Linked DNA regions of Mus musculus: regions 2 and 3 are each linked to region 1. A link is a loop called in an ENCODE intact Hi-C map of the cell type or tissue named here. Cell type or tissue: left cerebral cortex. All regions are shown on one strand.

What was found. Hi-C counts contacts between places; a loop is a spot of excess contacts. Peaks named below come from ENCODE experiments on the same cell type or tissue, not always from the same donor. Only the 100,000 strongest peaks of a DNase experiment are listed, where the experiment ranks them.
Region 2: it touches region 1 in a loop (5-fold over the local background); 12 of 42 quality-filtered maps call a loop at or near these places.
Region 3: it touches region 1 in a loop (2.6-fold over the local background); 13 of 42 quality-filtered maps call a loop at or near these places.

The regions. Positions count from the first base shown.
Region 1 is chr1:134,328,850-134,336,849 of GRCm38, reverse strand. Ppfia4 (protein tyrosine phosphatase, receptor type, f polypeptide (PTPRF), interacting protein (liprin), alpha 4) reads left to right here. Exons shown (of 29, transcript NM_001374777.1): 2 at 3,922-4,560; 3 at 7,603-7,704. The coding sequence starts at 4,327. Among named protein-coding and RNA genes, the nearest start is that of Ppfia4, 12 kb to the left of the region's middle. In left cerebral cortex, a CTCF peak has its summit at 4,770 (motif pointing right); DNase peaks (open chromatin) are centred at 3,718, 3,905, 4,479, 4,777 and 3 more places; H3K4me3 peaks cover 308 bases; H3K27ac peaks cover 1,293 bases.
Region 2 is chr1:134,050,342-134,058,341 of GRCm38, reverse strand. No RefSeq gene overlaps it. Among named protein-coding and RNA genes, the nearest start is that of Gm19497, 6.6 kb to the left of the region's middle. In left cerebral cortex, a CTCF peak has its summit at 4,931; DNase peaks (open chromatin) are centred at 2,099 and 4,929.
Region 3 is chr1:134,192,196-134,200,195 of GRCm38, reverse strand. It overlaps Mybph (myosin binding protein H), which reads right to left and starts at 6,748. Exons shown (of 11, transcript NM_016749.2): 1 at 6,470-6,748; 2 at 6,248-6,382; 3 at 5,452-5,619; 4 at 3,138-3,226; 5 at 2,650-2,845; 6 at 2,327-2,466; 7 at 1,636-1,795; 8 at 346-482; 9 at 60-246. The coding sequence starts at 6,692. Adora1 (adenosine A1 receptor) reads left to right here. Exons shown (of 2, transcript NM_001008533.3): 2 at 1-981. In left cerebral cortex, CTCF peaks have their summits at 2,372 (motif pointing right), 3,551, 4,508 and 4,709; DNase peaks (open chromatin) are centred at 4,395, 5,774, 6,195, 7,949 and 4 more places; H3K27ac peaks cover 2,099 bases.

The DNA of each region.
Region 1 (8,000 bases):
GTGACATGTGGGAAGAGGTGGTCGAGGTCTTGAGGGAGATGAACTGGCCATCATCCTCCATCCAGGAGCAGGAGAAGCTTTGGTCAGGTGAAGATGGTGTGCCGTCTGAGGGCACGAGCAGATGGTTGTGGGTACCACTGGACGACTGAGGATGCCTTGAGTCAGAGAAAAGTGTGGGCTGGAGTCCAGGTCAGTTGGAGGAGGGCGGAGCCAGCTGAGGGAGGGGCCAGTGAAGTGGGTGGGGCTGTGAGTGGGAAGGCGCACGCCCTCCCAGGCTTGAGGAGATGAGTGGAAGAAGGGTTCACCACAGGCCACTATGGGTGTGACACGGGGCATTCTCAGGGAAGATGAGATGCCTGAAACACACCCCTCTTGGTGTTAGGTACACCACGACTCCTGATTTTCCCTTTTACTGTGACTCTGGGAGGAGGGGGGTGGGGCTTGCTTATGTTATCCCGAGTCCTGGTTCTCATATCTGAGACATGGCAAGAAGGGTGATGTTTCCTTGTGAGGAACTTTGAGGATTAAAGGAGCACCATCCTGGCACGGGAGGAACACTTACACATCATAGTGGTGGCCATCATCTTCATCTTTCTGGGTCACCACCGCCATTTCCTCAGACCTCTCTCCCTTAGTCTGAGGTATGTAAGAGCCTCTTCTTGTTCTGCTAGCTTTAAAGAGGCTCCTACTCAATGCGCCATCTTTGCCCAGATCATGGCATGAGCTCAGTTTCCAGCAGCTTGGTTGGGGCCCTGTATCCTTTGCTGAGCTGGGCAAGTGGTGGGGCTTGCCATCTGGTAGGGCAGTAGGGAGCCAGGCCTGTGTGAATGTATAGCCAGCCAGAGAGCATCAGACTGGAGTGTCTATCCCTCCTGTTTGTTAGGGGAAAATGGGGCTGGGGGGTGGGGTGGCTTTGGGGAAGCCAGAGATGCCTCAGAGACTGTCTTTGATGTTTATAGAGCCAGAGGCCTACATTTCAGGCAGCCCTCCCTCCGTAACACACACTCACACCCACCTACTCTTGAGCCTTCTGCTGTTCACAGCCTACCCCACACCCTTCCTGGCAGAGCCCCTTGCAAATGCTGGCTCTGGGGCCTGGCACTTTCGCCTCTGAATCAGGACCTGTGAGTTTGGGAGTTGCAACTTCTGCTAAGCTGAGATGATAATTGCACTATTTAAAGCAGGCCCCCGAGCCAGGGAAGCCAGGTGTCCCCATGTGGCCGCCAATCTAAAGTTTCTTTTGCTTACCCACTCCGGTAGTGGTTGGGTTGGGTAGGAGGTCCTACGCGGACCTCCAGGGGTTTCTGCCTGCACCTTTCTCTGGCCTCATCTCCAACCAGCTCTATGTGCCATCTCACCAGAGGAAGTGGAGTTGCCACCTGGCACCTGATTTGCAGGGAGGCTGGGGAAAGGTTTTTGGCTGCAGAGCCAGCTTCTCAGTTGTCAGAGTGGCCAGGAAGACGTGGGGAGGCTGGGCTGGGCCACACGGCCAGCAGCTCACAGTTATCTCTGTCTCACCTTGCGGACTCTAGCATCGTTCTTGGAAGATGAGAGGGCGTTGCCATGTGGAGACATGGCCTAAGACAGAAGGAGCTTTTCAGACACCACTCCCGGGCTCTCCTTTACCCAAGATGAAGGCAGTTCTTTCTCTGCCATGGTAGGGGTGCTTTCTCCTTTAAGCCAGGCTCCATCTTATAGCCCAGGCTTCGTGGAGGGTACCATGCTCAGGCTCACCCAGCTAGACTCTGGTAGAATTGCACCCAAGATTTCCTAGGACCTGGCTCTAGCCTTTTTCATTTGTGCTAGACCACAGGGTCCCTAGGGGTCTGGCATTGAAGCCATCTGCAGGGGGCTGAGAATAGTCTCCCTCTTCCCACTCCCTCTCCCCTTTCCCTCCACCCCTCCCCCTGTCTAGTGACCAAGACCAGGGTCTTGCACAAGCTTTCAACAAACAGACAGACAGACACCCCCAAAACCTAAGTGGTTGTGGGGGGCTACAGAGAGAATGTGAGCGCACTGTTAATGAGTTTGGAGAGGGAAGGTGGGGCCCCGGGGCCTTTCAGTCTCTCAGCCTGGAGCACTCAGGATGAAGGGGCTCGGAAACACTGGGCAGGAGATATTTTGGAGAAATTGCTGCTGTCAGCATCCCCTAGGGCAGTTTATCAGACTGGAGTAGCCATCTATCCTGTGTTCCCAGCTGCTCTGAGGTGGGGAGGGAGCATGGGCTGTCTGACCACAACTTTCCACCGTTGTTCAGCTGGTGGGAAGGATCTCCACGAGAAACGTTCATATCTATTTCTCTGTCTGGGAGCATGTGTGTTTGCCCTAGCTCTTTCCTTGTTCCCTTGTCTGCCCTCTGTGTGTGTGTGTGTGTGTGTGTGTGTATGTGTGTATATGTGTGTGTGTTTGTGTGTGTGTGTGTTACTGGCTAGAGCCATGGCACCTCTGGGTATGGCTGTGAGTTCTGGGGTTTTCTAGCTGTTCCTCTGTCTCCTCCCTTGCTTGTCCCCCAATTTTGCCTGTTTTGTCAGCAGACTGGTTTTCTCTGTTGAGCTCGGCCCTGCCAGAAGCCCACATCTGATCTCTCACTCGTACAGGCTCTTGCCCCTCCTTGGCTGCTTGCTTCACCTGCTGAAGTGCCCTACATCTTTAGAAATGGGGTGGGTGAGGTGGGAAGGACAGCACTACTTATGGTCTCCAGAGTAGCAACCATTGTATTGGGACCTTTCTGCAGTTTTGGAGTTCTCCAGTGGATGACCTGAGGACATTCCCTGTGAGAGCCGATGAAGCCAGTGGCCTAGCCCTGGCCAGGAGGTGGAAAACTGACGGTGGTCAGAGAACTTTGCAGCTGAGAACTTCTAACTTCCATGTCCAACCTTCCTGTGCTGTGACCTCTGGGCCCCTGGCCTGTGCATGTAAATGGTCATGGTCTGACTGGTGACTTTTGGTAGCACCAGCAGTGGGTAATTACCTAGACCAAGGGAGCAGATTGCCAGCCATGAGTAAGCTGCCTCACACAAGGTCTTCCTCTGGAAGCGTCCCTTTTCATTCCCATTTCCTTTTTTTTTGAGACAGGGTTTCTCTGTCTAGCTCTGGCTGTCCTGGAACTCACTTTGTAGACCAGGCTGGCCTCGAACTCAGAAATCCTCCTGCCTCTGCCTCCCGAGTGCTGGGATTAAAGGCGTGCACCACCACGTCATTCCCATTTCCATAAGGACATGGGGAGTCTTTGTCATCCAGTCTCCAACAAAGAGGTGGAGGCTGCGGACATACACTGGTCTGCGTGCATTCTCCTCAGCAGACTTTAGAAGTGGGAAATGACAAGCCAGCCTCATCCCTGAGTTATGGGCATCCTAGCAGGTCAGGGCTCTGCCTGCCCCACTGCCCAGCCTGAGCCTTGCTAAGACCTCAGCCATGTTATGGGAGTCCAGCCTGGGCGGGGGGGGGGGGGGTGTTTCTCCCATCCACTAAGCCTTTTAACCCCTTCTGTGCCTACCTTTGCTTGAATGTGGGAGAGGAGGCTATGGGGGGGGGGAGGGGGCGAGATACCCCATTTCCTTTCCTTCCACCTTCAGGTCTCAGGAGGACTCTGGGCAGCCTGCCGGCTGCTCCCCTACCGCTGACTGAATCATTTCTATATTTGGCCAGCAAGCCACGTGGGTGGGGAACCACTGTGGCTGCACTTCTGACAGCTGCAGGAGGTGGGGGGCAGGGGCTGCAGGCACAGAGACTAGGCAGGAGGCATGTGCATTCCGTGGGCAACCTAACAAGGTGCCACCAACTCGAGAAAGCCCCGAGAAGGGCATGTGCCAACCCACCCCCCATCCTCTCCCACTCTGGTTCAGGGCCCGCCTCCTTTGCTCCTCCCCCGATGCCCTGCTCTCTTTCAACTGGTCCTCACGGCACTCTCTTCTCCCACAGACCACACCGCCCTCCAGAAACCATGGGTGTTGCTAGACCCAGCTGGGATTCTGCCAAGCTCTGGTGCTCAGTCTAAGACAAGGGCTGCCTTCCAGCCCTGTTCGCCCAGCCTGTCATGGCCACACACCGATGCCTCCCGCTTGTGTGGGGACACAGGGCACCCAGCCCCAACCCTGAAAGGTTAAGCCAGGCCTTCTGGCTCCATTCCACAGGGACACTGCAGGCCCGAGGCTCCTTTCAGAGCAAGAGCAACTGATGTCATGGGAGAAGCCCCTACCCAACTGTCCACTTGCCTGGCACTGCCTGTTCTGAGACCCACGCCCTGGGTCCTTCTGCAGGTGCCAACCCCGTGAGCTCCCTCCCACCCCCTGACCCGACGCTGAGAAGGCTCTCTCCATTCCCATCATGTGTGAGGTGATGCCCACAATCAATGAGGGGGACCCCCTGGGGCCCCCCCACGGTGCCGATGCTGAGGCCAACTTTGAGCAGCTGATGGTGAACATGCTGGATGAGCGAGAGAAGTTGCTGGAGTCCCTTCGGGAGAGTCAGGAAACTTTGGTAGCCACACAGAGCCGGCTCCAGGATGCCCTTCACGAGCGAGATCAGCTCCAGCGCCACCTGAACTCCGCCCTTCCCCAGGTAAGGTTCCAGACTCTCCCCAGCTCCTTTGACGTTATCGCCTTTGGCCCTTCAGTCTCTGCATCTCTTTGCACATCACATACTGGAGTTCACAGAGTATTTGGCCTTCATGTCCCCTCCTAAGTGCAGCTGCCCGGATTGGCTTCACCTGGAGAAGTGAACTCAGAAAGAAAATCCAGCCATGACTGCCAACAGTAGGGAGGCCATACTACCAGTAGGTGGCGCCCTAGACTGGAAAGAAACCTCCTTTCTAACTGAGTTGACAGGAAAGGGGAATCAAGGAAAGTAGAGTTAGGAGAAGCAGCAGAGATCATCCTTCGTTTCCATGAAGATAAGAGACCTCACACAGATAACCATAGGCTGAGCTAAACCTCAGGGCCAGGTGTCTTGGCGTCCTATTTCACGGTCCTCAATAACACCTCCAGCAGCTAAAACCTTTCATTTATTGTGTATATTCTGTGGGCTAGGTTTTCTTTATCCATCATCTCAGTAGATTTCCCACAATGAAACTCGTACAGTTAGGGCCATCACCCTGTTCTGTCAGCGGTGAAACGGGCGCTTAGGGGAATCAGTCAGTGGCATATTGCCCTCCAGGTGGTAAATAGCAGCAGGAGGGCTGTGTCTCCCCCACCCCCCAAGACAGTGTCTGTTCTCTGCTTTATTTCCTCTTTAACACATGGGTTCTGGAAATCTGAGTACCCACTTATACCAGTACCTTTTATACTTATACCAGTAGATATTCTGGGGATGGGGATGCGTGGTTAGAGGCTAGAGACTTGCATAGGAACCCAAGTTATCCTACAGCTTCTCCGAGAAGGTGTGGTCTGCCAGGTCACCAAGTCCAGGGAGGCTGGAGTTTGTCTGTCTATACGTAGAGTACAGAGTCTACTCGGCCAGCTTGCCTTTTCCACCTCTTCCTAGGAGAGAAATGGGTTTGCGTGCTCTGCAGGACCACCCTGAGCCAGTGGGGGAGAAGCAGCCCAGAGGAGTCAAATAATTCAAGCCTCGGCTGCAGGTCCCTTCTCCAAATCTAGGGAGAGCCAGGGCTGAGCCTGGAGTGGTGAGCTTCAGTCCAGTGGCCTAGAGTCTTGTGGTAGTTTATGTCTTAAGAATATGGACCCTGGGGCTGGTGAGATGGCTCAGTGGGTAAGAGGACTCGACTGCTCTTCTGAAGGTCCGGAGTTCAAATCCCAGCAACCACATGGTGGCTCACAACCATCCGTAACGAGATCTGACTCCCTCTTCTGGAGTGTCTGAAGTCAGCTACAGTGTACTTACATATAATAAATAAATAAATAAATAAATAAATAAATAAATAAATCTTGAAAAAAAAAAAAGAATATGGACCCTGGTGGAGAGGAGGTGTGGCCAGGTGGACCCTGGCTACCTTGTCCATCACAAGCCCTGGGTAATATATGCAAGATTACATAGCTAACTGGGGAGAGCTGAGATTTGACTTCTGGTCTTCCCAACAGTTTATAGTCAAAGCTTCATTGGGGGGAGGCAGTGACTGGCAAGGGTCGGATGCTCTTCAGGGAGGAATACTTCCTTCCATTCCAGAGTCTGGAAAGCCCCTGAGGAGGCCGAACCCTTTGGAGGTGGCCTTTGGAAGTGGAATGTGAGCTCCTCAGAGGGTGACAGAGGCTGTGTAAGGGGAGATGTCTTGCCCTGTGAAGGCGTGCTCCATAGATGGTTAATTGATGTTTGGAAACAGTAAGCCACCAAGGTGATCAAGGTCTTGGGGTACTCAGAAAAAAGCCACCAGAGAAAAGTCTGAAAACTAGTCCTTAACTTTATGGACAGGCTTGCCCGTTGGGGGATTCTCCTGGCAGCAGGCTATCACATGAGTTAGAGCTGGAGAGGGAGGGCACAGCATGCAGGGTAGGGAGACAGGGCAGCTGCCCAGCGTGGGGCCAAAGGAGAGGAGAGTGTTAGAGACCATTAGGGGTAGATAGTATTGTGAGATGTGGGCACCCCTTCAAGTCCTCTCTCTAGGGGTGTGTGTGTCCCCGTATAGGTATATGTGTGCAAGCTGGGGGTTAAAGCAGTGTCAGGCTCAGGCCTCAGCTTCCAGATAATGAAATATTGAACTCTCCTTCACTTTGGCTGTAGACCTAGATAGAAAGGGAGTAATCAGGACTAGGGTGACAAGTCCTCGTTTTCTCCCCGTCTGGCTCTCTGGTCCCTTGCCACTCCCCACAACTCCTCCATCCCCTTTGCCTGGTCTGCAGCTACAGTGCTGCCTGTGGTTATGAGTTCTTGGTATTTACAGGGGGCCACAGAGGAGGGGCGAGGCCCCAGCCTCTGCAGTCTGTGTAGACTTCATGGCCACAGGATGCAGCCACTCATCCATCTGAGAATGGTTCTGGGGACCGTGTGGTGTCATCAGGCTGGTGGGATGTGGTGGGCCTGGAACTTCAAGGAGAGCACTCTTCCCTTGTAGTTTGTTTAATAGTAGAGCGGGGCTTGGAAAGACCTCTACATGGCAGTGTGGGGGAGTTTCCCCTCGGAAGGGACAGTCGGTATATGCCATCAAGTGCTGAGCTGTAGACTTGGCTTGATTGAATAGGGTTCCCAGAAGCCAGGGCGGGCACCACAGGGCTGTGTCCTTCCACTCTCATGTAGGTGGGTCTTTCAACCTATTTGTTGTATTAGCTATCTGCAGCTTGCAAAGCCCGTGTGTGTGTGTGTGTGTGTGTGTGTGTGTGTGTGTGTGTGTGTGTGGTGATGGCACACATGAGCTTTATTGCATCCTTCTAGAGGGTGAGTGTAGTCTGGTCACTGGTGACTGGAGAGGCAGGCCTTTCAGGGCAGACTTACCCGTTTCTGTAAGCAGTCCTGTTTCTTGGAATCCTAATATGTTCTTCACCTCCAGTAGTTCCCGATAGCTGTAGGCTTCCTGCACTGCCAGGGGGCCAGGCTGGGATGTGAGGGAGGTGGGCCGATAAGAGGGTGAATAAGAGAAGCCTCCCATGGATTTGGGTATGCAGGGCACCGGTTGGAGGTGAATCCTAAGCACTGAGGGTTTCTGGGGGCTTTCAGGAATTTGCCACTTTAACTCGGGAGCTAAGCATGTGTCGGGAGCAGCTTCTGGAGCGGGAGGAAGAGATATCTGAGCTGAAAGCAGAGCGGAATAACACAAGGGTAAGTAAGGGGTGGTCTTGTGCGTGTGCGCATGCGCACCCTGCCACAGGAGCAGGCAGCAGCTTGGCTGAGCAGGTTCTGCCTCCCATCCTGGGGTTACGGGCAGACAAGGACACCTAGTCCCCAGCACTGGGTTCTTGCTTGTGGTTCCTGGGTCACAGCGGGGTTGGTTGAAGTTCTGGGGGAGAGGCCAGGGTAGCCACGCTGGGGTGGGCTGTTTAATGGAGGAGCAGCTGTTTATGGACATCGTGCTTGGTGATCCTGTGGGCCCTGCTTTGTAGCCCTTGGGGCGCATG
Region 2 (8,000 bases), 280 kb after region 1:
TGGCAATGCAGATACCTGTTCCTAGTGTTGGCTCACCTGTGCCTGCCTGTCCCCGACTGTCCACCAATGCAGTGATAATTGTGGCAGTTGCTCTCAGGTGGGCCCTGGGTTGGACAGTAGAGTGCTACTGAAGGGCCATCACTGCCCGCTTCTGCAAGAGAAAGAGTGTTAAGGTGCCCTTCTAATTGTTTACCCCCCTAAAGGTGGGTCACTAGCAAAGGTGCAAACCACTTAGCTTTCCCCACAGCCCAGACAAGGAGGCGTGACCTTCTTGGTGGAGGGAGCTGGTCTCAGCTGGGGCCGAGGATATTTCAAGTAAAAGTAAAATTAATACCAACTCACACCCTTTGTGGCAACCACGGGTTGTGGCCCATTGTTCTGAAGCCATGTTTGGCCTTGGGAAGGTGTCCAGACGTGACGTTCCCAGTGACTCTCACTTTAAAGAGAACACCACCTACTTTAAAGCAGCTCATGAAAGCAGTGCCTTCTTCCCAGATGTAGACGCCTGAGTGGTGCTGGTGGTGCTTTTGCCTTCCAAGGACCATTTGGCAACTTAAGATACTTTGATGGTGTTCGCTGGGGTGGGAGGGGGATACCCCGGAGACACCCAAATGCAAGGACAAAGAGATTCTGCACCAGCTGTACCTAACAGGAATGGACTAAAAACAGCTGCCCTTCAACAACGACAGCAGAGAGATAAATGCACAGTGGTTGGGATGGAGAAATGGGAACTTTAAACGTCAATGTGGATAAACCTTGAATACACAATGTTCTGTGGGGAAAAGTCAATTATGGACATTGTGTGAAGTACGGTTTAAAGACACAACCTGGGTAGCCGATTAGATCGGCTGTTTAGACTCTGGTGCTAATCAGCACAGACAACTCTAGCCAGTCTGTTATCTATAAATATGTAATAAAAGCCCAGGCACTCCTTGGTTGATGAAACAACCCAACCTAATAAACCAACCAGAAGTTGAAAGTGTATTTATCAGACCTTGGGCTTTCTAGCTCGGCCTCACAGTGTCCTGCACTCCATAGCCTGGAGAAGATAAAAAGCTCCGAAGTGCACTTTCTACTGACTATGTACCGCTCGCTCTCTCACTATCGTAAAGTTAAACTAGAAGGCAAAGGTGGACTAGAGAGAACTTAACCTCCCGAGAAGGCGGATAGCAGGAGTTTCAGGCACTGTTCCATTTATAGGAAGCAAATTTGAAATTATATTAAGTGTGTACTACACCTGAACGGTGGGCTCACGGGGCTTGTTACATTGATCTTGAGGCTTCAGTGTATGTTTTGGGGTAATTCACAATTGATGAAGAGAAAGATGTAGGTTCAGGGACATCACTCTCTGTGCACACCAACCCAAAGGGGGGCGGCATTCGGTTATAGAATGCCCACTTTATCGTTTTTTTTTTTCTTGTCAGCTAGCAGAAGGTAGCCTGGGTTTGTGGTGCTCAAACTGTAGGAACATACATATAAAATCCCCCACAAAGATCTTTCAGCCCTCCTTAGGAAAGTTCTTGTGGGATGGTATCATGGGCTGCATAAGACCTGACTCCGTGCCCACAGTCACCCAGACCATTAGAGCATGAGCTCATCGGAGACACTGTCTTTGCAAATGTAATTACCGAAAGCCTTGGATGAGAGCATCCTGAATCAGGGAGCTCCTTGAAGCTGTGCCCCGTGTCTTAGCAGAGATTACCAGAGGGACAAAGAGAAGATTCTAGATGGAGATGGAGACAGGAGAAGAGCTGCAAACCAAGCACTGCCAGGACCTGCTGGGAACCGGAAGAGGCAAAGGAGATGGATTCCAAGACCTCCAGAAAAAGCACAGCTCTGCAAGCACATTGTGTACTTCTGGCCTCCAGGATAAACAACAGAGTAGATAAATTCTAAACATTGCTAGACCACCTTATTTGTTGAGGCTTTGTCAGGCCAGCCGTGGGAGATGAACACTGATGAGTGTTTGAAATCAGCCTCAAAGCAGTGCACAGTTCCCACCAGAGGCAATCGTCTCTGCACTTCAAGGAGGCAGGAATTTGTAGGTGACAGCTCCCCACACCCATATGGATTCTCTACATCCTGGTGGTGTCTCTTACTCAGCCCTTTGGGTGGCACCTCGCAACCCCCATCCAGAGATTTCCTGGAAAAAAAATTATCTGCCATGTGTTTGGCTGCTCAGCATCTGAGCCTTTTCTTTATTATGGAGATGTCCCACCATGAGAGACAGAGACAGCTCCTACTCATTGATGTGAGATCGGCAGCAGCTGCTCCCTTGGCAATCCCTGATGCTGCTGGAGCACCGGTATGGGACTGGGTCTTGCCAGACTGATCTAGACCTCAGAGTTAGTGACGTGAGAAAGCAAAGGCTTCCTGGAACCTGTCCTGGTGAAGGTGGAAGGTAAAGGCAACAGTAGCCAGACTCCACACAGAAGCTGGGCACAGTTCTCAGCACAGCTGACCAATGCATGGGCCCAGACAGTTGGGGGCGGGACCATGATCTTCATGGACACGGTGACCTTGCGGCTGGGTTGCACAGGATCCACGTCCATGTTGTCAGAAGTCCTCTGCTCCTGAATTACTTTTATCATTAGGCAGGGAGCTGTGTGCCCTGAGCCCTGATATGCTCCGTTCTGCTTGGGGACTTGGGCTTTCTGGTTCTTGATATGCAACATCTTTAGTTCCACCTTCTGAGTACCCAGCTATTATGGCTCTTATCTGGCTCCCATCTCCTCCTAAAACTGCTGGCCAAGCCTGAAGCCCATGGCACTCCTCTGTTTTCTCAGCCTGTCTCTAGAATCTAATCTCATCAAGACCCAAGGCTCAACAGGACAGCTGGGAAGGAGAGGCGGGGTTGAGATAGACTACAAGTCCAAAGCTGTTGTTGATCCTCTGTGGACCTACGGAGATTCAACACTTGCCATTCAGTTTTCCTCCTTGCTCCAGTCAGGGACTCCGACCCATTTTCCAGTGTAATTGTGCCCTTTGTCCATGCCGTGTGCCCAGCAGCCCAGACTTAGGTGGAAACAGCTTGTTTGTCTTCCGCGTTCGCAATTCCTGTTGGGGCCCAGGGTGGCTGGGTGTGGTTGCTGGGCCCTTTGTCCTTCCGAGCCATTTGCCTGTAGTCTCCCTTCCTCTGCTCCCAGGGCCGTGCTACAGCAAAGCCTTGGCTCTGTCTGCAGAGTAGTCCTTCTTGCTCCTCTTGTGGGCTTTGTCCCCAGGGCATGAACTAGTTTTCAGGAGAGAAAGCTTGTGCGGCTGCATAATTGAGCAATGTATTGGCTCCGTGTGAACACGATTTGGGGGCTTGAGATACCTAGGGTCTCAACTGGTGGCTGAAGTCACATTTATTAGCTCCTATCTGGATGACTGAGGTGGAACCTTCTGGGAAAGTTTGAGGTCCACATGGGACCATTAGTTTCCTGATGACATTTCAGCTGTGGGTGGCATCAGCACCTGGGTGCATAGTAGAATGAGTGGCTTAGTCAGGAAATAAAGAACGCTCAGGCCACTCCTATTGCTTCCTTGGTCACACTGGTCCTCATCATACAGGAGGAGGAAGAAGAAGAGGAGGAGGAGAAGCAGGAGAAATAAAAAATAAGATTTTATCCATATACTTTACTTGGTACTTCTATCAAACTGCCTTGTGAGTTTTAGAATGAGCACTATCTTTTACATTGTTAAGACAAAAATGACTCTGAGTCCCTACCTGACTCCATAGCAAAGACCCTGAGAGCTCTCTGGCTCTTTCCCAGTTGAAGCGCAGCAGCTTCAAGGTTCTTACCTTACTCAGGGGCTGCTGTGTGCATCGCATCGCCAGTTTGTCAAGGGATTGAGCTGTGCCCACGGAGAGGAACAGTCCCTGCCTGGTGCTTTCTTCCAGCATCTCTCCTGTGCTCGGAGTCTCTGCTTTTCCTGAACCCCCCAGATAAGGTCTGTGCATTTGCATCAGAAGACAGAGCTTCACGTAGCTAATCAGACTTTAACACAGCCTTCATTTCTGTGCTACAACACAGAAACAACACAGAACAACTCAAGCAACAAACACAGAAGCACTCAAGGGTCCTCCCCTTGAACTGAAAATCCTGGATTTGAGTTTTGCTCTTTTGAGACTGGCTCTCATGTAGCCCAGGCTTGCCTTGAACTCCGAGGCTAGCCTTGCTCTCCTGACCATCATGCTATTATCTCCCGAGGGCTTGGACTATGGATGTGTGCTGTAACACATGGCTTGAGATCACAGATATTTTTATATTACACTGCATTTATTGAAAAGACCTCAACATGCCTTTTGCACTCAGCAAATATTTGAAGTTAACTTTAGTCAATAGGCCTCTAGGTGAGTTTTGTAAATTGTAGTAATGAAGAAATATATGCATTATATGTAAATTTTATGGCTTACATTTTGATATCACACTAATTTGTTTAATTATGGAACTATCCTGGACTGCATTTAAGATGCTGTTCAAACCAGACAATCAAACAAGTACTCTGAAAAGCTGGGAATAGTGGTTCCTGTAATCCTACCTACTTAGGACGGTGAGGTAAGAGGGTCATTCAAGCCGGGAGTTCAAGGCTGGTCTGGGTAACATAACGAGACTGTCTCAAAACAGAACAAGATTCTGAGCTGAGGCCCACAGACCTTACTTGCTTTTGCCTGCACAAAAGGCTACTGGGGACACTGGGTCTTCTGTTGACAGTGTTTCTCAACCTTTCTAAAGCTGTGACCCTTTAATGCAGTTCCTCATGTTGTGGTGACCCCCAGCCCTAGCATTATTTCGTTGCTATTTCATTACCAAGTTGCAACTGTCATTTTGCTGCTGTTAAGGGACCTAACTGAGAACCGCTGAATTAGAACACACATGGGAGATAGCTGGCAGCCATGGAAGCCTTTGAAAGGGTCTGGAGTCGAACCATGTAAAGTGCGATACTGCCCCTTGTGGCCAAAGGCAAAACAGCGTGGCTACAGAGAGCTGCCCTTCGTATGGTGGTAGTTAAAGTATTTGGCTACTTGAGTCTGAAAGAGAAAATTCAGGCAGTGTAGGCATATTTGTTTTTAGTCTATTTTATTGGATTTTTATATCTATCACCCTTCTCCACTCCAATCCCTTCCAACATCTCAACACCAGGTAGGTTAGAGAAGAAAGGGGGCATAGCTTGTTTATGCTAGTTCCTGCTGGATAGGAGCATAGTTCCTTGGGGCAAGTCAAATCTTCATCTTATCAGGATATCTCAAACTTCTTGTTAAACTGCAAAAACAGCAACCAGGAACTACCATCAACCACCACCACCACCACTACCACCACCACCACCACCACCACCACCACCACCACCACCATGACCACCATCATCAGCAGCAGCAGCAGCAGCAACAGCTTCCTCCCCCTCCCCCACCCCATCTTCAGAGCTCCTGGCCCCTCTGGTGGCTCTGGCATTCTAGAATCCCCAGAATGAAACTATCTGCAGCTAGCAGGAATCACCCCCCCCCCCCCCCACACCGCTCCTGGATCACGAGGCAAATAGTCTGCTGCTGTGGGTAATCTGAAGCAGCCTCCTACCCCACACCTGGGATTAAAACAGAAACATGTTCCCATAACATAGCTGGGATTTTTTGTTGTTGTTTTGGTTTTTCGAGACAGGGTTTCTCTGTATAGCCCTGGCTATCCTGGAACTCACTTTGTAGACCAGGCTGGCCTCAAATTCAGAAATCTGCCTGCCTCTGCCTCCCGAGTGCTGGGATTAAAGGCGTGCGCCACCACGCCCGGCATAGCTGGATTTTTAAGAAACCAAACTCTCACTCCAGACAGTAGGTGATTTGATTCCTGCATGGCATCCTGCCTCGTTGCTTCAAATGCTCTCTGTGGTCCGGCCATTTTCTGTTGCCTAGCATATCTGAAGCTTCCTTCCATATTTGGGTGTTGTCCATGGCCCGATCACTGCCCCCCTCTAGACTACTGTGTCCCACTTCATAGCCCTCAGCATCCCAGCCAGACCTGTGCTCATCTTGCCAGCTCTTTCTCAGTTTGTAACGTCTGGCCTTTGGGCTGTTGTTTCTGTTGTTATCCAATGAATGTCACGGTAAGAAAGCCCCCCCCCCCCCCCCGCGCAGCCCCCACCACACGTTTAATAGCAAAGAGGGAATTTTAGTTGAAAAACCGCAAGCAGGATGGATTGAGTGTCAAACTGAGGGAAGTGTGGCTTTCCTTGTTCTCTTTACCTGTCTTAGTTGGCATTATATTCTAAGTCTAAAATGGCCTCCACAGACTCATTCTATAAATACTTGCCCCTCACCTGGTACTACTATTCTGGGATGCTTGTGGAACCTTTAGAAGGGACCATCTAGCTGGCAGAAGCAGGTCATTTAGGGTGGAGCTTTGAAGGTTATACGCAGCGCCTGGTTCCTACCCTGCCCTCTGCTCCTTGGTCTGCTGCTCTGTGAACAGCTCCTTCCATACCCTGCTACTGCCCTGAATGGATGGACTGAAACCCTGAACCAAATCGTTCTTTTTTTTTTTTTTTTTTTTTTTTTTTTTTTTTTTTTGGTTTTTTGAGACAGGGTTTCTCTGTGTAGCTCTGGCTGTCCTGGAACTCACTTTGTAGACCAGGCTGGCCTCGAACTCAGAAATCTGCCTGCCTCTGCCTCCCAAGTGCTGGGATTAAAGGCGTGCGCCACCACGCCCGGCTCAAATCGTTCTTTTCTTAAGTCTTTCAGGTGCCAACGCAACAAGGGAAGGTACCTAACCCTGCACATTAGTGTCAGGGAAAAGGGGACACTGTTAGGATTAAGTCTGACCGTGTGGTGCATAGATCTTTCAGACTGGATTGCAGGGAGCGTTTGCAGGGGTTTGGAGATGCAGACTAAAGAACCCCTAGTGATACCTTGGTGGGTGACTCTGGTGGGGGTCAGTAGACCTCCACCCCCACCCCGTGCCAATGCAAAGACAAACAGTGCAGGTCTGGTTCATGAGGTTTGGTTGGCTGGTTTTGTTTTTTAAACAGAGTCTCTATAGCCCTGGCTGTCCTGGAACTTACTGTGTAGACAAGGCTGGGCTGGAACTCACAGTGATGTGCCTGACACTTCCTCTCGAGTGCTGAGATTGAAGGCGTGTGCCATCATGCTCAGCTCTCTTGAGGTTTTGAATGTGAACAGGGACTCAAGGAATTTGGACTAGAAGCCATTTGCATTAAAGGATGGCAAAGGTTTTATGTATATTTTTCCCATGTTCTGAAATTTGAAGTGAGGCTAAGGTGAAATGTAATAGATAATTCGGTGGAGGAAATATCAAGATAGCATACGGGCTGTGGCATGGCTGGCTGCTTTGGGGACGGTTTACAGTGAAAATCAGGATTAAAAATAATTTCAGAGCAGAAGGATGCAAGAAGCACATAGTTTAGCCATGGCTGTTTAAGGTTATAGATAAAGAAACTAACTGTTAACAACAACAGTAGAGGAAACTGGGCACTTTGTACTAAGACAATAGGACGGTTCCTCAGGGCGCTGCAGAATTAGTGAGACTTCAAACAGGATTCAGGGTGTAAAACTGCAAACTCATTTGAAAGACTTCTTTAAAGAGAGCATGCCAATGGGGTGCCCTACTCACAAGGGTGTGCCTAAGGGCAGCTTTTCCTGGGTTCAGCTGCCTAGGCACTCAGAGACCTCTGTAGCCATAATCCAAGGAAGCCCAGCTACCACTCAGGCCAGCAGTAGAACTCGGCATTGTATACACCATGCTAGTTTTCTAGGTATGAAGAATGCAAGAGTTTTGGGGTGATGGAGGTTTCCTGCAAGGTTCCAGAGAAAAGTCTGTGTGGCCAGGCGACATGTAGTTATGCTGTGGAAGAGGTCTGGATGTCTAGGCACGAAGCAATGGAGAGAAAGTCTGAGCTGCAATGGAGACCCTGTGATGCTGCAGATGCCAGGAACATAGACTTTCTAAGGAGCATGACTCAAATAAAGAGACCGTATGCACTGCAAGCATTATAAGGACTATGGCCAGGGCAGC
Region 3 (8,000 bases), 140 kb after region 1:
AAGAGGGACTCAGTCTGTCCACTACAGCAGGGTGCTGAGGGCACCCTTCCGACTCCCACCTTTAACCTCCAGCCGACAATCCACAGAGGCCTCCCCTAGCACGTTGATGGCCTTGCAAGTGTAGACCCCAGAATCAAAGGGGCTGGGCTTCCGGATCTCCAGGGTGCAGACCCCTTGCTCGGAGACGGCACGGTACTTGGGGTCACCCTGGATGTCCATCTTGTTTTTCATCCAGATGATCTTGGGCTGGAAGCAAAGTCAGAGGAGGGTAATGAAGTTAGAACAGCTCTCAAGAGAAACTTTCATTCCTCTGTCCACCCACTCCACCAGCCCAGGGCCCCTGACCTTAGGTGATGCTCGGACGCTGCAGAAAAGCTGCGTGCTATAGCCAGGAGTGGAGGTATGGTCAGCCAGGGGCTGGGTGAACGAGGGCGCTTCTGAGAAGTCTCGCTCAATAAACTCTCTAGGTTTGGCAGTAATATCTAGGTTCAGGGGAGAATTTGAGGTTATAGGGATGCAGGAGGCTTCGGAAGACTGGCCTCAACCCAAAACTTTGAGACATTCAACCTGGTCAACACATGAAGACATCAGAGAAAAGCCTCGCTGAGCAGGGCTGAGGCTGATCAGGAGGTGAACAGAGAGGAGTGGGCAGGAAAACCTGAGCCACGGAGGATTGCGGCAAGAGGCGGACATCACATTCCATTTCTGTCTGCCTCTGAGACCTGAGTGGCTTTCCTTTTTAAACACAAAATGCTCACGGCTGTGACACTCTGGCTGATGTTAAAGAGTATGGCTTCTAGGGTGAGTGAGGTGGCTCAGCGGGTGAGGGTGCTTGTCACCAAGCTTACCACCCTGAGTTCAGTCCCTGGGACCCACGGGGTAGAAGGAGAGACCTGACATGTTGTCCTTAGACTTACACATGCACGTGTGCATGTGAACACACACTCACACACCAATAAATGTAATTAAAATGAGTAGTAATGAAGTGTGGCTTCCAGGGTGGGCGTGCGTGCATGCGTGTGTGTGTGTGTGTGTGTGTGTGTGTGTATCTCTCTCTCTCTCTCTCTCTCGTTTGTGTGTGTGTGTGTGTGTGTGTGTGTGTGTGTGTGTGTGTGGTATGTGCAGGAGAAGATCTGGGATAGATAGGGGTCCTGGAGTTTCACATTTGGCTCCACTGACAGATGCTCAATAGGATGGTAAATACCACAGCCAGTCTTGTGTGGGCGATTGTTTTTAACAATTGCCAGTTTACCTATCATGTACACATTATCCTGCAGAGTGTGTGCCTGGGGACACTGTGTGGGAGACCCAGTGACTGCTGTGATGTTAGCAGCCACTGTCTAAGTACACAGCCTCCTGAGGGGCACTGCTCATTTGCATGGCTTTGCTCTGATGTTTGCTAAAACCAGTCAGTCATAGCTGTTATTTGCAGTCACTCCACGTCAGTGTGTGTACGCACTTGCACATACGCTCACGCAGAGCTGCCGAGTGGGGTGGGGTAGGGTGGGGTGGAGTGGAAGGCAGCAAATGTTCTGGGAAGGAGAAGCTGAGAGGGATATGGGACAGGGAAGAAGTGGACAGATGTTGGTTCACCAACCCCGATTCGGTTTTCTGCCCAGGCTCAAAGCCACTTACCTGCCTTGTGGATGTGAGCCAGCTCCTTGGTGGTGGTGGCTAAGTCACTGAGGCCACACAGGTTTTCTGAGAAGACCCGAAAAGAGTACGAGTTGCCAATGATGAGGTCTGAGATGGTGCAGGTGGTGGGGTGATAGCGCTCCAACACTGTGAACCATTGCTGTGGGGAGCTTGCCTGGGTTACCCTCAGCTCTTACATGGTTCTTGTCTTTCCTGCTTACTCTAACCCTCCTCAGAGGGGGTCATTCCATATCCCAGCTTTGGGAAGGCTAAAACCATCCAGCAGTGGCCCTGGGGGACTAGGAAGTAGGAGGAGGACCTCCCGGGTCACTCACATGAGCTTGCAAGCCTCACTACTCATCAAAGTATGGCTGCCAGACATGCAGCCTCATTACCTAGGCTCCGTTTAGATACGTGGCTTCCCAACACCCAGCCCAACCACCTGCATCAGAATCTACATTTAGCAGATTCCCAGATGATTTATATGCATGCTAAGATAGTTCTCCAGCAGTCTAGTGCAGTGTACCACACAGACTGAGGTACAGAGAGGAGAGAGGCTTGCCCAGGGCCACGTAGGGAGTCAGTCAGCAGTAGTTGGCCTGGACTTTCATCCAGAGCCTCTTAGCAGGATGAACCTTTTGAGCCCCGACTACTTCTCTCCCCACCCCCGTTAGGCCCCAGCCAGCCTCACCCCTGTCCTTTTGTCTGCCTTCTGTACTGTGTAGCCCAGGAGCTCTGTGTTGCCTGTGTCCTGGGGTGGTGTCCACTCGAGGGCAGCATTGCAACCCCAGACATCCAGTAGCTTGATGCTGCTCGGGGGCCCGGGCTTCTCTGCAGAACCAGATTATAAAGGCCAGTGAGAAGTAGGTCTGCGGCAAAGTCTCCACACCCAAGATTTGGTACCTGCATGGTACCCTAGCCTTCCTTCACCCCCACCCCACCCCACATCAGCTCTGGGGGTGGAAGGTTGAGGGCTATGGTTTCGAGACAGCCCTTTCCCCTCTGCCCATGTACCAATCACCAGGATGTCAATGCTGGCCTTGGCTTCCAAGCCTTCCAGATGCACGGTGAGCTCATAGCGGCCTGAGTCTGCGCGCTGAGCAGAGCGAATGAAGAGGATGGAGTCCTGGTCCCCGCTGCGCACATTAACTCTCTGGTTGTCCAGAGCGTGGCCATTGTGGGTCCAAGAGACCTGTGGCTTGGGCTTCCCCTGAAAGATGGGCTTGGGGTGAGTACAGATTGGTATAAGCACCCCACTCACCTCATTCTATCTGTGCCCGAGAAACCCACCCTACTGGCTCCACCGTTGTTGACCAGAGCCATGTCCTTTAGTGTGTGACCTGCCCTGGGGGCTGCCTAGCTCTCTACTCACAGCTGAGTTATATGCAAAACTGGGAAGTAGAGGCCATTTACTTCTAGGTCACTGGCTGACTCCTGCGAGAATCCTGACATCCCTAGGGCTCCCCTGACACACCAGGCTCTTACCAGTGAGCTAGGCCTACCTGGAAGGGGATTTGCAGGTTGACTGACTCTCCCACCTGGCGGATGTAGGTCTGACGAAGGTGTCGGGGAACACGGATCTTGGGGGCTTCTGAAGCAGGAGACGGAGAAAGCAAGTGTGGGTTCCGGGCTAGACATCACAGCTCCTACCTACGACGTTCCTACAGCTCGAGCTGCCTCTTCACCGGGAGAACAAAGCCTTCCATTCTGAGTCCCAGGGACCCAAATCCCTTAAGGCCCTTGGGGAGCTGAGAACTGAGAGGCTCCAGGGAGGTCAGAGACTGTACAGTGTGAACTGGTTGGTATCTCCGGCACTCCCTTGGCACCTCAACCTTGCCAGGCTGGGATTTGCCTTGAAGTCCAGGCATTCTCAGGCTCCAGATGGGCCTGGGTGGCTCTCTGTCTCCCCCTGGAGGGAGGCAGGTTCTGCACCCGACAGCCAGTGTGTCTAGAGAGGGAAGCAGTGTGTGCAACTGCTGATTCAGCATCCCAGGAGCCCAGGACTTTCTGAGGAAGTGAAACCTCACTGACTCAAGCCTCAACCTCCAGGCCTGCTAGGGGGCTCTAGTTCTTTGTACAGAAGTGAAAGCAGACACACAAACGTCTGCTCTTAGGCCTTTCAGTCCGCACAGTGTCATGGTGGCCAAGTCCTTCTGTAAGTCTTATGTCAGCCCCCTATTCTGGTAGGGGAGCCATTCCTGACTACGGCCTAATCAGGTGTGCCACTGGATGTGGAAGCTGCAGCAGCTGCCATTCCTGTCCCTGGGGGATGGTGTGGGGACTGAGCCTGAGCCTCCTAAGCAGCAAACAGGTGGCAGCAGTTGGTCACTGGCATGTAGGGGACAGAGTAAGAAGGAACACTGTGTCTCCAAGGATTAGCTGAGCAGGCACTTGGCTCCAGAACGCCATGGTTTGGAATGCTCCAGGGACAGCTCTGGGAGGCCAGGAATGCCTGGCAGCTCCAGGTGGCCAAGAAGGGGACAGCTGAGCAGCCCAGGATCCTGGACAGGGCCTCCACTCTCCCCTGCCCAGCTCATGAGAGGTCCGGCTGTTCCCTCCTTGTTCGTAGCCTCCTCCCCACTTTCTCTCCAGGAAATCCCCTTCTCTCCTGCCAGAGGAATTTTAATGGAGAGGTAGGTGCTGTGTCTGGCTTGCTTCTTCAACACCGGGCCTCAGAGACATCTCAGAGTCTGAGCTTCTTGGGGACCTGGGGGGAGGATCTGGGACTCTGCCAACCAGGCTGCAGGCAGCACAGACATCCTGCTGTTTACGTGTGTGTGTGTGGAGGGGGGGTGCTATCTCACCCAGATAATGCTCTTGAAAACCACCAGAGCAGATGTCCCGCAGCTTGGTGGCTGTGAACAGTCCTGTGTGGGCATCAGAAGCTGAGACTACAGAAAGACTGGGTGACTCTGTGGGAGTCTCTGGGGCCCCCTGGTATCTGCCTGGTCTGGATAATCTATAATAGTGTGTGGTTCTGGTCTCCTATGCCTTAGATCTTAAAGCAGTCTATTTCCTCAAATCTAAATTTGACCCCTTCTGTGGCTGAGATGCCTTCTCCTCCTAGAGGCCTTGACTAGAAATGTAGGGCTCTATCTCCAGCCTCCATCCATCACCTCAAGGAACAAGAAGGAAGATGGAGAAGGTCTCAGACACCTGCTTGCCCGTGTCTCTCTTCACTCTGGGGCCCCACACTGTCCCCAGATAGCTAAGACAGACCAAATGACTCAGTGTCATTAACAGTCTGAAACTTGATCCGCTTTGGGAGGGAGGCACTAAGGTTAATGCACCCTGCAAATAGAAATATTAGCAACAGGGACAGCAGCTGGCCTCTGGGTCTTCACAGGGGCACTGCCCTTTGGGGGATGAAGAAGCCTTCAGGGGCCCTTTATACAGCCTCTTTTTCTTTTCATTAGAGTCAGGATACAACATGGGGCAAACAGACCTTCCCTGTGTTCCAGAACCTCTAGAGAGCCTGGAACTCAGATTTGAGGAAAGAGCAAATGCTCTTCATAGCTTCAGAGATTAAGATTAGGATAGATGGCTTCTAGCACTGGGAGCTTGGCTTTGTCTCTGGACAAGAAGCTGTTCCCTGATGGGTGGGGGCGGGGCTGGACCATTTAGGGAGGTGGCGTCTTTGACCTCCTTCTTGCTGCTGAGGAGCCTGAACCTGTCACAAGGCAAGACACGTTGGCATGCGGATTGTGCATGTTAGCGTGAGATGGGGGGGGAAATGGCTGCTTGGGGTCTACTGACCATGGCCTCAGTTTCCCCATTACATCTAGTCTGTGAGCAAGAGGCGAGGAGTAGCTTTACCAGTGATCTCTTGGATGTGGACAGGCTGGTCCAGAACGGCTGGAGGGCCTGCCCCTGCTGAGCTTACTGCAGTCACACGCAGGAAGAACTTGTCTCCCAGGGCCAGGTTTCGAACCGTCTGCTGGGTCACCATCACGGGCCGGGGATTCACAGGCACCCATTCTGAGGCTGAGGGCAGCGGAGAATGTCTGGCTGTTAGTGATGTGGCAGGGGCACACACACACACACACACACACACACACACACACACCCCGGGTGGGGGTGGTTTCCTTTTCAAGGGTGATGTACACTAGCTGACCTCACTCTTGGGCTATAGTCTCTGACAGCTGGTGCTAGAGGTTTTTTTAGAGATAGGGATGCAGAAGGGCCGGAGAGGGCTGGGCACATTCACCAAGGCACACACAGCAAGGCAGCGGCAGAGACAGAGGCCAGGGTGAATGTGGCTGTCGGAGAGGGAGACTACTTTTCCAAGCTGTCTTGACTGTCTCCTACTTTACAGTCTCCTCCTCTGGATCTTCCCCAGTTTCTGCCTCCTGGGTTAACTCCCCCTGAAAAGGGTCCTCAGAGGCTACCTGGACCTGGAGGACAGGAGGTCCCCTGAGGTCATTGGACATCTCTGTGCATTCAGAGGTCCCTATGGAGCCAGGTGGTAGCAGTTAAGACCACTGCTCAGACCTTCTCCCTTTGTACGTCCTGGAGGTCCTGGAGTGACTCATTGCAGGGACTGTGCTCCTCCCTGCTGCCCCACCCCACCCCCACTCAGCTGGGTGGAAACAGAACTCAGCCCTGGGCTCACCTCCCTCTCGACAGAACTCCAACACATAGCCTTGAAGCCCCAGTTTGCCCAGCTTCTCGGGGGGCTCCCAGCTCACAGTCAAGGAGCTGTGGCTCACATCCTCCAAGGTCAGCCGCAGTGGGGCACTGGGGACATCTGGAGGAGGGGGGAAGCCAAGGTGAGTGGAAGAGCCCCTCCCTGCATACCCGCCACCCTTCTCCACCTTTCCCCACTTCTTGTCACCTTCACTCGGAGGTTCAGGCTTAGTGGCTGCGGGCATGGCAGAAGCTGCAGGAGCTGCAGGATCCTGTGCCTGAGGCTTCTGTGGCTCTGGAGCCTGCTCTTGCCCGGTGGACTCTGATGCTGCCACCTCTCCAGAAGGCTCTGTAGTGGGCACCTTGGCAGGCTCAGGTGCTGTCTCCTCTGGAGTAGAGACAGAAGCCTCAGAGGTGGCTTTTCCTGTCATTTTTTTAGCTGGTGTGTGTGGGGGGGTGTGTCAAGCTGGAGTGTTTAAGGGTCAGCAGTAGGTCTGGGCCTCCAGGCTAGGTTCATGCTTATAAAGGCAGGGGCTGCCCCACCCCCAGCAAACCATTCCCAGCTGTGGGGTCAGGTCAGGCAGGGGGACAGGGGGGCAGGGAGCACCCAGGCCAGGAATAGCTCTGGGGGAGGAACCACAAGGGCCCCTTGAGAAGCATACTACCTTGCCATCACCCCAGCTAGACCTCACAGCCAGGGTGCCAGTGCCCAGATCAGGGAGGGCATAGAGAGATGAGCTGGCACATCGCTGGGGCTGCAGGGGCTGGGTCATGAGACCTGCCACCTGGAAAGGAAGATCAAGTCAGGTCCATAAATCGGGTCTTCTCAGGGCCCCCTTGGGCCTGAGTCTCCTTGGAATAGAGCGTAGAATTAAGAATGCTTGAAGCAGTCTTCCCTGTGAGCACTGCCCCCTTGGCCTTCGCTGTCTCTCTTGGTCCCCACAGTCTCTGGGGATTCCCACTTGTGCTGTGTGAGGCTAAGGACCCCACAGAGGTGAGAATTGAGATGCTGGAGGTGAGGCTGGCCTGAGGCAGGTGCTCCAGCATGAGTCCTGGGAAAGGGGACTGTGGTGATCAGTCTTCAGCTGTTGTGACATCGCACCATAGGTTCTGTGAATTATAAACAAAAGAGGTGATCTTTCTCAAGGCTCTAGAGGTTGAGAAGTCGAAGATCATGCCCACTGCACCCCCTAAAGAGCTTTGTGGTGATTGGGATGTGGAATACAGAGAATGGGCAAGCCAGACAGAGGAAAATGGATGAAACACATGCTTTCTATCCAGTTCCCACTCTGGAGATAGCTAACCCACTTCCACAATGATATTAACCAATTCACAAGGGAAGTGTCCTATGGCCTAAAAACTTTTTAAAAGCCCCCCATCTTAATACTGTTAGTGACAATTAGAGGAATTTTAGAGGGAACATTCAAGCCAGGACCAAAAATGTCCTCAGGTTTCTGTTTCTGTGGGAAGGCTGGAAACTTGTTTACACTTATCCCCAGGCTTCAGCTTCCCTCCACCTACTGAGAACCCTCATGTCAGAGTGTAAGACAGGCAGGCCTGAATCTCCTGGCCTCTTAAAACGGGGACCTAGGCCCAGACTCTGCTAGTGTGGGAAGCAGGGCAGGTTCAGACAAATTCCTACTCACTGATTCATTTAGTCAAGATGTTAAGATTGGTAATAATTTGAAATCCAGAAAATACCATGTGTCAGGGAGGAGGAGGAGCAGTCAAATTTTTCT